Linked DNA regions of Homo sapiens: region 2 is linked to region 1. Evidence: chromatin contacts called from ENCODE Hi-C or POLR2A ChIA-PET data. All regions are on one chromosome and are shown on one strand. The core of a region is the stretch at or near the end of the contact, and the rest is flanking DNA. Distances in the headings are between cores, read along the strand shown. Region 1 holds the start of TENT4A (terminal nucleotidyltransferase 4A). Region 2 overlaps ANKRD33B (ankyrin repeat domain 33B).

Region 1 (4,378 bases), core at 852-3,351:
GCAAGACGTGCAGGTTTGTTACATAGGTAAATGTGTGCCATGGTGGTTTGCTGCACTTGTGAACCCATCACCTAGGCATTAAGCCCTGCATGCATTAGCTATTTATCCTGATGCTCTCCCTTCCCCTAACCCCCAACAGGTCCCGGTGTGTGTTGTTCCCCTCCCTGTGTCGATGCATTCTCATTGCTCAGCTCCCCCTTATTACTGAGAACATGCGGTGTTTGGTTTTCTGTTCCTGTGTTAGTTTGCTGAGGATAGTGGCTTCCACCTCCATTCATGTCCCCACAAAGGTCATGATCTCATTCCTTTTTACGGCTGCATAGTATTCTAAGAGTGGCATGAGATGATTTTTAAAATAGTAACATCTTTTTTGTTTTTTAAAAAGGATCACACGAGCAGCTGTGCAGAATGTGGGAAACCAGCTAGAAGGCACTGCTTTAAAATGGACGGGTGGCGGGGAAAGAGGGGTGGAGGGAGGAGGAGGGGTAGCAGTTGGGTTCTGGTTGTTTCGGGCAGTGGAGCCAAGAGGATGTGTTCATTGTGGACAGAGAGAGGAGCCAGGCATGACCAAGGATTTTGGACTGAGCCATTGGAAGCAAACAGCTCCAGAATAACGGCCGTTTGACTTGTGTGTGATTTTCTGTAGTTTACTGAATGCACGTTCTAATCCTTGGTCATGATTTCCACGTGTACAATATGAAGGTATTTGAAAACGTCTGAAACATTCATTTTCATTACTAACCACCACCACTTGCCCCAAAGCCTTTGTATGCAACACACGGACCTTTCCTGTTGGGGCGATGTTTGAAGGGTCAAGTGCTTAGTAATGTCTACTCATCTGTGCTGGAGACGAGGGGGTAGCATTTACAACACGCCTGTACGAAGGCCAGGTCCCGTTCTACTTAAAAGGCTTGGAGCCCGGGCGCCACTGGGCTAAGGCAGCTTCAGGGCCCTGGCCCGGGAGTGCATTTGCGGGGACTCCGCCTGAAGACAGGGCGGCAGCCGCGGGGCCTCACGTCGCCCAGGCTCGCGGGGCACCGCGATGATCAACGACACTGGCGTTTGCTTTGGACCTCACAGGATGTGTGGTTGGCGCTGTATTCCAAACAGTGCCACTGTCAACCCGGCTTCCATCGCGCTCGGGACACCGGGATGGCAAACGGCAGGCTGTGGATGGCGGGCGGTTTCCCACTGACTCCTGCCCGCTCGGTGCAGCTGGAAAAACCGAAGCCGGGGGCCGGACGCGCCGCCCACCAGCCGTTCCTCGGCTAGCACTGCCCATTTTGCCCAGGGAATTAACTTGGAAGTTTTCACTTCACTTTTCGCATAGAAAATCATTTTAAAAAGCAAACCAAACGCCTGTAAGCAGACCCGCTAGGGAGCAGGACTCTGCCGCGTGTCCTTCCCGGCTCCGGAGCGGCGGAGCCAGCCACCCGGCACGGCACGCTGGCCGCTCACCCCGCGAGGTGCAGGGAGCACGTGGGCCGACGCGCGGACCCCAGAGAGCGCAGCGTGACCTGCTGCACGGACCCTCGGATGAGAGACCTGGGGCGGGATCTGCGACCGGGGCCCGCCCTTACGTCAGGAGGGAGGGCCGGCCGGCGGGGGAAGCGCCTGCGGTGGCGTCCGCTGCCCCCGCCCGGCTGCTCGGAAACTTCCACCGGCGGCGGTGACGGCCACGCTGCCCTGCGCACGCGCAGCGCGGCTCAGGCGGCAGCCCGGTGACACCGGCCCTAGCGCGCATGTCTGCACGCCGGGGTCTGCGCGCCGCGGCGGGCCGAGGGCGGCGTGCGGGCCTTCCAGCCGCTGCCTATTCCACCCAACGCCGGCCTAGTCAGTAATGGCTCAACGCCACCGCCTCTCCCTCCAGCCCCTCCCAGTCGCGTAGCTTCTGACGCCGTCCTCACCCCGCCCGCGGCCGACGGGGCCCCAACGCGCAGGCGCGGTAACCACGGCGGCAGTGTCTAGTGAGGATTTGAAATCGGTCGCGCGTGCGCACCGGCGACACGGCCCGGCGACCGAGGCCGCGCTTCCTCCTGCCGCCCCCGTCCCCGCCCCCTCCCCCGCCCCTCATTGGAGCGGACGCGGCGGCGGCCCCCTCCTTCCCCCGCGCTGTCGCCGCCGAGAGTGTCTTTTCACCGCCGCCGCCGCCGCCGCCGCAGGAGCGCCGAGCCAGCGGCGCGAGCGTGACTGAGGGCTAGCCGCACGGGCGGCGGCGCCTCCCGCGGGTCCTTCAGCCGCTCGGCGCCTGGGCCCGCCCCCTCGGCCCCGCCGCCCGCCCTTCTCCGATGGCCTCTCCCCGCGGCCCGAGTGGAACGCCGCCGCCGCCGCGGCCCCCGCGCCCGCCCCGCGCCGCGTGAAGCGGGAGCCCGGAGACCGCAGCCGCCCGCTGGGACGCGCCAAGCGCCGGAGCCGCCCGCCGCGGCCTGCCGGGGCCCATCACCGCCGCCGCCGCCCCACGCCGGAGCCCGACGGGAGCGCGGCTAGAGCAGGAGGCCGGGGCTCGGCCCGCCCGCCGCCGCCGCCGCCGCCGCCGCCACCGGCCCAGGCCCGTCCGTCCGTCCGTGCGCGCGCGGCCGGGCCTCGGGGCGCGGCGGGGGCGGGGCCGCGTCGGGGCGGGCGGGCGCGCGGGCCCCGCGGGGGCGGCGCGTGGATGGATCCGCGCGTGGCCTGGATCCAGCCCGAGCAGAAGGGGCCGGCCAATGCCCTGTGGATGCAGATCTGGGAGACCTCGCAGGGCGTGGGCCGCGGCGGCTCGGGCTTCGCGTCCTATTTCTGCCTCAACTCGCCGGCGCTGGACACGGCGGCCGCGGCGGGGGCGGCCGGGCGGGGCAGTGGCGGCCTGGGCCCCGCGCTGCCCGCCGCGTCGCCCCCGCCGCCCGGCCCCACCGCGCCCGCCGCGCTGCCCCCCGCGCTGCTGACGGCGCTGGGGCCCGCGGCCGAGGGCGCGCGGCGCTTGCACAAGTCGCCGTCGCTGTCGTCCTCGTCGTCGTCCTCCTCGTCCAACGCGGAGTCGGGCACCGAGAGCCCCGGCTGCTCGTCGTCGTCCTCCAGCAGCGCCTCGCTGGGCCGGCCGGGCGGCGGCCGCGGCGGCGCCTTCTTCAACTTCGCCGACGGCGCGCCCAGCGCCCCTGGCACAGCCAACGGGCACCCCGGGCCGCGCGGCCCCGCGCCCGCCGGCTCCCCGTCGCAGCACCAGTTCCACCCGGGTCGCCGGAAACGCGAGAACAAGGCCAGCACCTACGGCCTCAACTACCTGCTGTCCGGCAGCCGCGCGGCCGCTCTCAGCGGAGGGGGCGGCCCCGGGGCCCAGGCGCCGCGGCCCGGCACCCCGTGGAAGAGCCGCGCGTACAGCCCGGGCATCCAGGGGTGAGTGCGCGGGGAGGCCGCGGGGGCGGGGGCGGGGCCCATGGTCCTGGCCGGCGCCCGCGGTGCAGACACCCGTCCCAGGCGCCCGGGCTTTTGGAGGATGGATGTTGAAGGCTAAGGCCAAGGCCCGACTCTGCACTGAAAGTTTTTTTTTTAAACATCAGACTCATTTATCGTGGAGTGACTTGCCCAGATCCTACAAGTAACAGTCCAAGAAAAGGGGCTGCTGGGTAGGACCTGCAGGTATTTGTCTTTTTTACTCTTGAGATTGGAACGGGAAATCGACTCTCTACCCCTCCACCCCGCCTCCGGGCAAGTGAGGAACCCCTTGTCAAAGTGGGGCGTAGATAAGTGTGGAGTTTCACGTAAGTTAAGTTGCAGAATAATTTAGCATTGCCAGGAACTCGAATCACGTCGAAGGTAAATATTAACCTTTTTAATTTCATTTTTTAAAAAAATTTAACTGTCAACTTAGAGGTGATTCATTTTTTGGGGGGTGTTGTGTCCTTTAATTTTGTGCTGCAATTACCATAAGCATCGCCTATGGTTTATAAACATTGGCTTAATTCAAAGAAAAAACCAGATTTGTCATATATGTCTATTCTTTGGAAGGTGCCATTTTTATTTTAAATATTTCTACATCCGCCTAGAGGGAATTAGAGGCTCTACTTAAATTTAGTGCACTTACAGACGGCAAGGAATGAAACGAAAGGTGGTGTGTGTTTCGGGGTTGGAATTGTCCCAGGTGAGGCTGTTCAGGTGTGATGCTGTTGACGCAGCCCCTTTGCCATTTTGGGCTTTTCTGAGCGTCTGGAAGCAATTTATGTGTAGGTTGTATGTCAGTATTTTAAGACTTAAATGATAATTTTTCCTTGCACAATTTTTCCCCCCAATTTAAAAAACAATTAAGGATTTGCTGGGGTATGAGGGTTGTTGCATGCAGTAGAGTCCTACAAATAACCACAATTGCTAGGTGTTGGGAGTTCTTATAGTAAACTTTTGCTTGTAA
Region 2 (4,378 bases), core at 492-2,991, 3.9 Mb after region 1:
ATAATGCTGTTAGGAACATGAGTGTACAAATCTTTGTTTCAACCTCTGCTTTAAACTCATTTGGGCATATACCTAGGAGTGGAATTACTGGATCATGTGGCAATTCTATGTTTAGCTTTCTGAGGAACAACCAAGCTATTTTCCACAGTGGCTGCACCACATTAGACTCTGACCAGCAATGCACAAGGGTTTGTTTCTTCACATCCTTACCAAACAAACACTTGTTATTTTTTTATATAGGTGTGTTTTAAATGGTAGCCATCCTGATAGGGGTGAAGTGATTTCTTATTGTGGTTTAGATGAGCATTTCTCATGACTCAGTGACTAATGATGTTGAGCATTTTTTCACAGGCTTATTCAGCATTTGTATGTCTGCATAGGCAAAGTTGCTTTTTCTGCTATCATTACTTCATTGAGAGATAATTTACATACAGTGAAATGCACAACTCTTAAGGGTGTAGTTCAGTGAATTTTCACAAATGAATATGCACATGTAAATGTCACTCAGATTAAGATATGATTCCATTACCCCAGGAAGTTCTCTTGTGCCATTTTCTAATAACCCCCTTCACAATTTTTTATTACCATATACAGTATTAATCTTGCCTGTCCTTGGATTTCATTAAATAGAATCCAGCAGCGTGCACTTTTTGGTGTCTGGCATATTTTGTTCAATGTAATATGCATGAGATCCACTGGCATTGCTGTGTGTATCAGGATTTTGTTCTTCTTTTGTTGCTCAGTAGTATTCCCAAGTTTGATTATAGCAGACTTTGCTTATCTAGTCTCTTGATGAATATTTGGGTTGTTTGCAATTTTGGGATATTATGGATAAAGCTGTCCTGAACATTCTTGTATACATCTTCATGTGGATATAGACTTTAATTTATTTTGAGAGAGTATCCGTGAATGGAGTTGCTGGCTCATAAGGTAGACATGTGTTAAACTTTAATAGAAACTGCCAGTTTCCCAGTGTGGTTCTTCCATTTTACACTCCCACCTGCTGGGAACATGAGAGTTCCACACCCTTGCCAACATTTGGTATTGTCAGTCTTTTTAATTTTAACCATTCTGGTGGGTGTATGGCGGTATCTCATTGTGGGTTTAATTTGCATTTCCCTGTGACTAACGATATCGAGCCCTTTCACATTTGGAAAAGGTTATAATTTAAATTTTGTACATTAAAAAAAAATCAAGTTAGAAGACATTAATGAACACCTGCAGAACAGACATCCCAAAGCCCAGAATGTCATGTGGAAGCCACCGCCCTGACAGCTATGAGTCAGACAGACAGATGTCAGTTTCAGTTACACCTTAAATCACAAATGAGTTGCCAACTCAGTTTAAAAAGAATAGGGTTGGGGGGCATATATTTAAAGAATATTTTGAAAATAGAAGAAAATGTGGCAAGGCTGTCTCCTCCCACACCAGCTCCCACCTGAGAGCCAGATAGTTAGCAGGAAAATCTGATCACGCTGCTTTCTAAGACCCTGCGTGGTTCTCCACCAACTTTGGATGCACTTCAGCCTCCTCAGCCCTCGTGGAAGCCCGTCATGACCCAGAATTCCCCACTCGTCAGCTCCACGCCTTTGCACATGCTTGCCTCCCGCCTGGGACACGGTCCCTCCACCATCCCTGGCGCTGCGGACCTCCCACCATTGCTTGGCTAACGAGGCTCAACCTGGCTGGGTGCCAACTCCTCCCAGCCTGGGCAAGTTGCCAGTCATCTGTGCTCCCACCATCCTCTGGGCCGAGCCTGGCATTCTCATTGTTTACTTCTCTGCCTCCTTCCCCAGACTGAATGTCCTGAGGGGAGGGAGTCGCATTTCAGCAATCTTTGTATTTTGAACACACAGCCAGGGACCAGTAAGCCTGCTGATGGTGAATAAATGCTCATGGGTGATGACGACAGCCAGCTGAAAGCGGTGCAGCCCTCCTCCCTGCGGGGCATGCTCTCCGTGGATGTGCTGGTTTAGTCACACACATTTTAAGTGTGACGACACCTATATATTCCTAAATCTGTAAGACAAAGTACAAGCCACAATATCTCGAGATCTGCCCTTCTCCTTTGACCACTCCACCCCAGCCTATGACAGGGGGCTGCCATTTCCCCCCATGGGGCCAGGGATGACTCTTGGTAGAGCACCCAGGAGCTGGTGCACATGAGAACAAGACCAGTTAGGGGGCATGTGAGGGAGTGCTGTAGGCATCCAGGCCAGGACTAGGTAAGAATTTATTTGGATTTATATATAGCAGAGACTGGGCAAGACAAGAAGGTGGGTGCGTTGCCCCACTGAAAGAAAGCCAATCAAGTAAAAATGAACAAGAACACAAGCTGAGCTCTGTGTCCTGTGTCCCCGAAGGGGTGACTGAGCAACCTCGGTGCCTGGGTGTAGAGATAACACCACCACTGTCCATCCCGGGGCCTCACCCAGGGCGTCAGCGGAGCATGCTCACACTTTAGGTCCTGTAGACAAAAGTAATTGCAGGCTCCCAGCCAGGAGCCTGGGCTGAGGCCTGAGGATCTGCATTTCTAACACGCTCCCAGGGGACGCTGATGCCGCTGGTCCTGGGACTGCACTATGAGTGGCCAAAGTCAAACCTGCGCCTGGCAGAAAACAGTAAATAGGTCGTTTGGCTCAATCATTAGCCAGGTTGTTAATTCTGCATCCATTGGTTTGGGTTGTACTAAATTAGGCCACACTTTTTGTGAGGTGGACCAGTATTTGTGCATGACAGGCCCAATATTTGTGAAAACATTGCCTTGAAAATAGTTGGAGAATTTTATTTCTCATGAATAGAACATGCTGTCGTCTGAGAGCCTGCCTCAGAGCAGCTGGCTGGGAGCCTCCGGAGTGGGAACCGCTTTGGCAGAGTAGGTAAAACATTCAAAAAGGGTTTCAAGTCTTTGAGTCTGAAACGAGTGGACAATGTAGATTCCTTTCATGAAATTGTATGCAGCATTTTGCAAGGAACTTATAAAGCTGATCATAGTCTATAGATCCTGAAGGTCCAATTTGCTTTCCATTGATTGCTTGTCATTTTTTTTTTTTTTTGAGACAGTGTTTCAGTCTGTCACCCAGGTTGGAGTGCAGTGGCATGATCACAGCTCACTGCAGACTTGACCTCCCAAACTCAAGCAATCCTCCTGCCTCAGCCTCTAGAGTAGCTAGGACTACAGGTGTGCACCACCACACCCAGCTACTTTTTGTATATTTTTGTAGAGACGCGGTTTTGCCATGTTGCCCAGGCTGGTCTCGAGCTTCTGAGCTCAAGCCATCCTCCCGTCTCAGCCTCCCAAGGATCTGGGTTTATAGGTGTGAGCCACCGTGCCCGGCCTGATGGTCTATTTATATTCTCCCAACTCTTTCTAGAAAAGGATGGGAGGCAGCTTTCTGTCTTCTGTACAGTTTTCTCACAGCCCGTGAATCCACTTGTGTAGTTAAGCAGGAGACTGGGAAGCTTCATCAGAATTTTTTCATCCTTAAAAAAAATTTTTTTTTTTTGAGACAGGGTCTCATTCCCTCGCCCAGGCTGGAGTGCAGTGGAGTGATCTCAGTTCACTGCAACCTACGCCTCCCAGGTTCAAGTGATTCTCCTGCCTCAGCCTCCTGAGTAGCTCAGATTATAGGTGTGCACCACCATGCCAGGTTAATTGTTGTATTTTTAGTAGAGACGGGGTTTTGCCATGTTGCCCAGGCTGGTCTTGAACTCCTGACCTCAGATGATCCACCTGCGTTGGCCTCCCAAAGTACTGGGATTACAGGGGTGAGCCACTGTGCCCAGCCCCATCCTTAAACATTTTGTATTTTCTGATTATTAAATAAAAATAGATGTTCATTGTAGGGAAAAATGAGACTTTTTACAACTTTTTATAACCTATTCAGAATCAATTACTACTGAAGGCTTAGTGCATTTCTCTCTTGTTTTTTGTCATGCAGTGTTAATAGATGATTTTATATAATTGTTTTAAATGTATATTTATCTTATGGTAATTTAAGCCTTTCCTCATGATTAAAATTCTTTATATACCTCAATTTTACTAATATTTGATAAATGTAAGATTATACCATAGAAAAATGTTTTTTTTTAAACTTTTTAAAATAATTTCAAAAGGAGAACTTTTTTTTTTTTTTTGAGATGGAGTTTCACTCTTTTTGCCCAGGCTGGAGTGCAATGGTGCAATCTCGGCTCACTATAACCTCTGCCTCCTGGGTTCAAGCGATTCTCCTGCCTCAGCCTCCCCAGTAGCTGCAATTACAGGTGCCTGCCACCACACCCAGCTAATTTTGTATTTTTAGTAGGGACGGAGTTTCACCATGTTGGCCAGGCTGGTCTCAAACTCCTGACCTTGTGATCCACCCGCCTTGGCCTCCCA

The links. Hi-C counts contacts between places; a loop is a spot of excess contacts on that map. ChIA-PET counts read pairs that join two places held with the same protein, here RNA polymerase II (POLR2A). Pooled maps may share reads with other maps.
Region 2: a pooled map shows a loop between it and region 1 (3-fold over the local background). The contact joins the enhancer-like site here to the promoter of TENT4A in region 1. A Hi-C loop is called at or near these places in 1 of 168 maps with a recorded cell type or tissue (OCI-LY7) and 2 of 50 pooled maps. POLR2A ChIA-PET finds 5 or more read pairs at or near these places in 1 of 52 experiments (OCI-LY7).

Annotation. Positions count from the first base shown.
Region 1 is chr5:6,711,331-6,715,708 of GRCh38, forward strand. TENT4A (terminal nucleotidyltransferase 4A) reads left to right here and starts at 2,102. Exons shown (of 13, transcript NM_006999.6): 1 at 2,102-3,369. The coding sequence starts at 2,654. RefSeq lists an enhancer at 1,191-1,250 and silencers at 1,421-1,860, 1,971-2,340, 2,641-2,710, 3,081-3,470.
Region 2 is chr5:10,599,775-10,604,152 of GRCh38, forward strand. All of the region lies in intron 1 of ANKRD33B (ankyrin repeat domain 33B), which reads left to right. Among named protein-coding and RNA genes, the nearest start is that of ANKRD33B, 38 kb to the left of the region's middle. RefSeq lists enhancers at 1,119-1,198, 1,419-1,548. Within about 2 kb of position 1,742, at least 21 of the 41 ENCODE cell types and tissues checked have a DNase peak (open chromatin) inside an H3K27ac peak, as active enhancers do; they include OCI-LY7, where a contact is called at or near this core.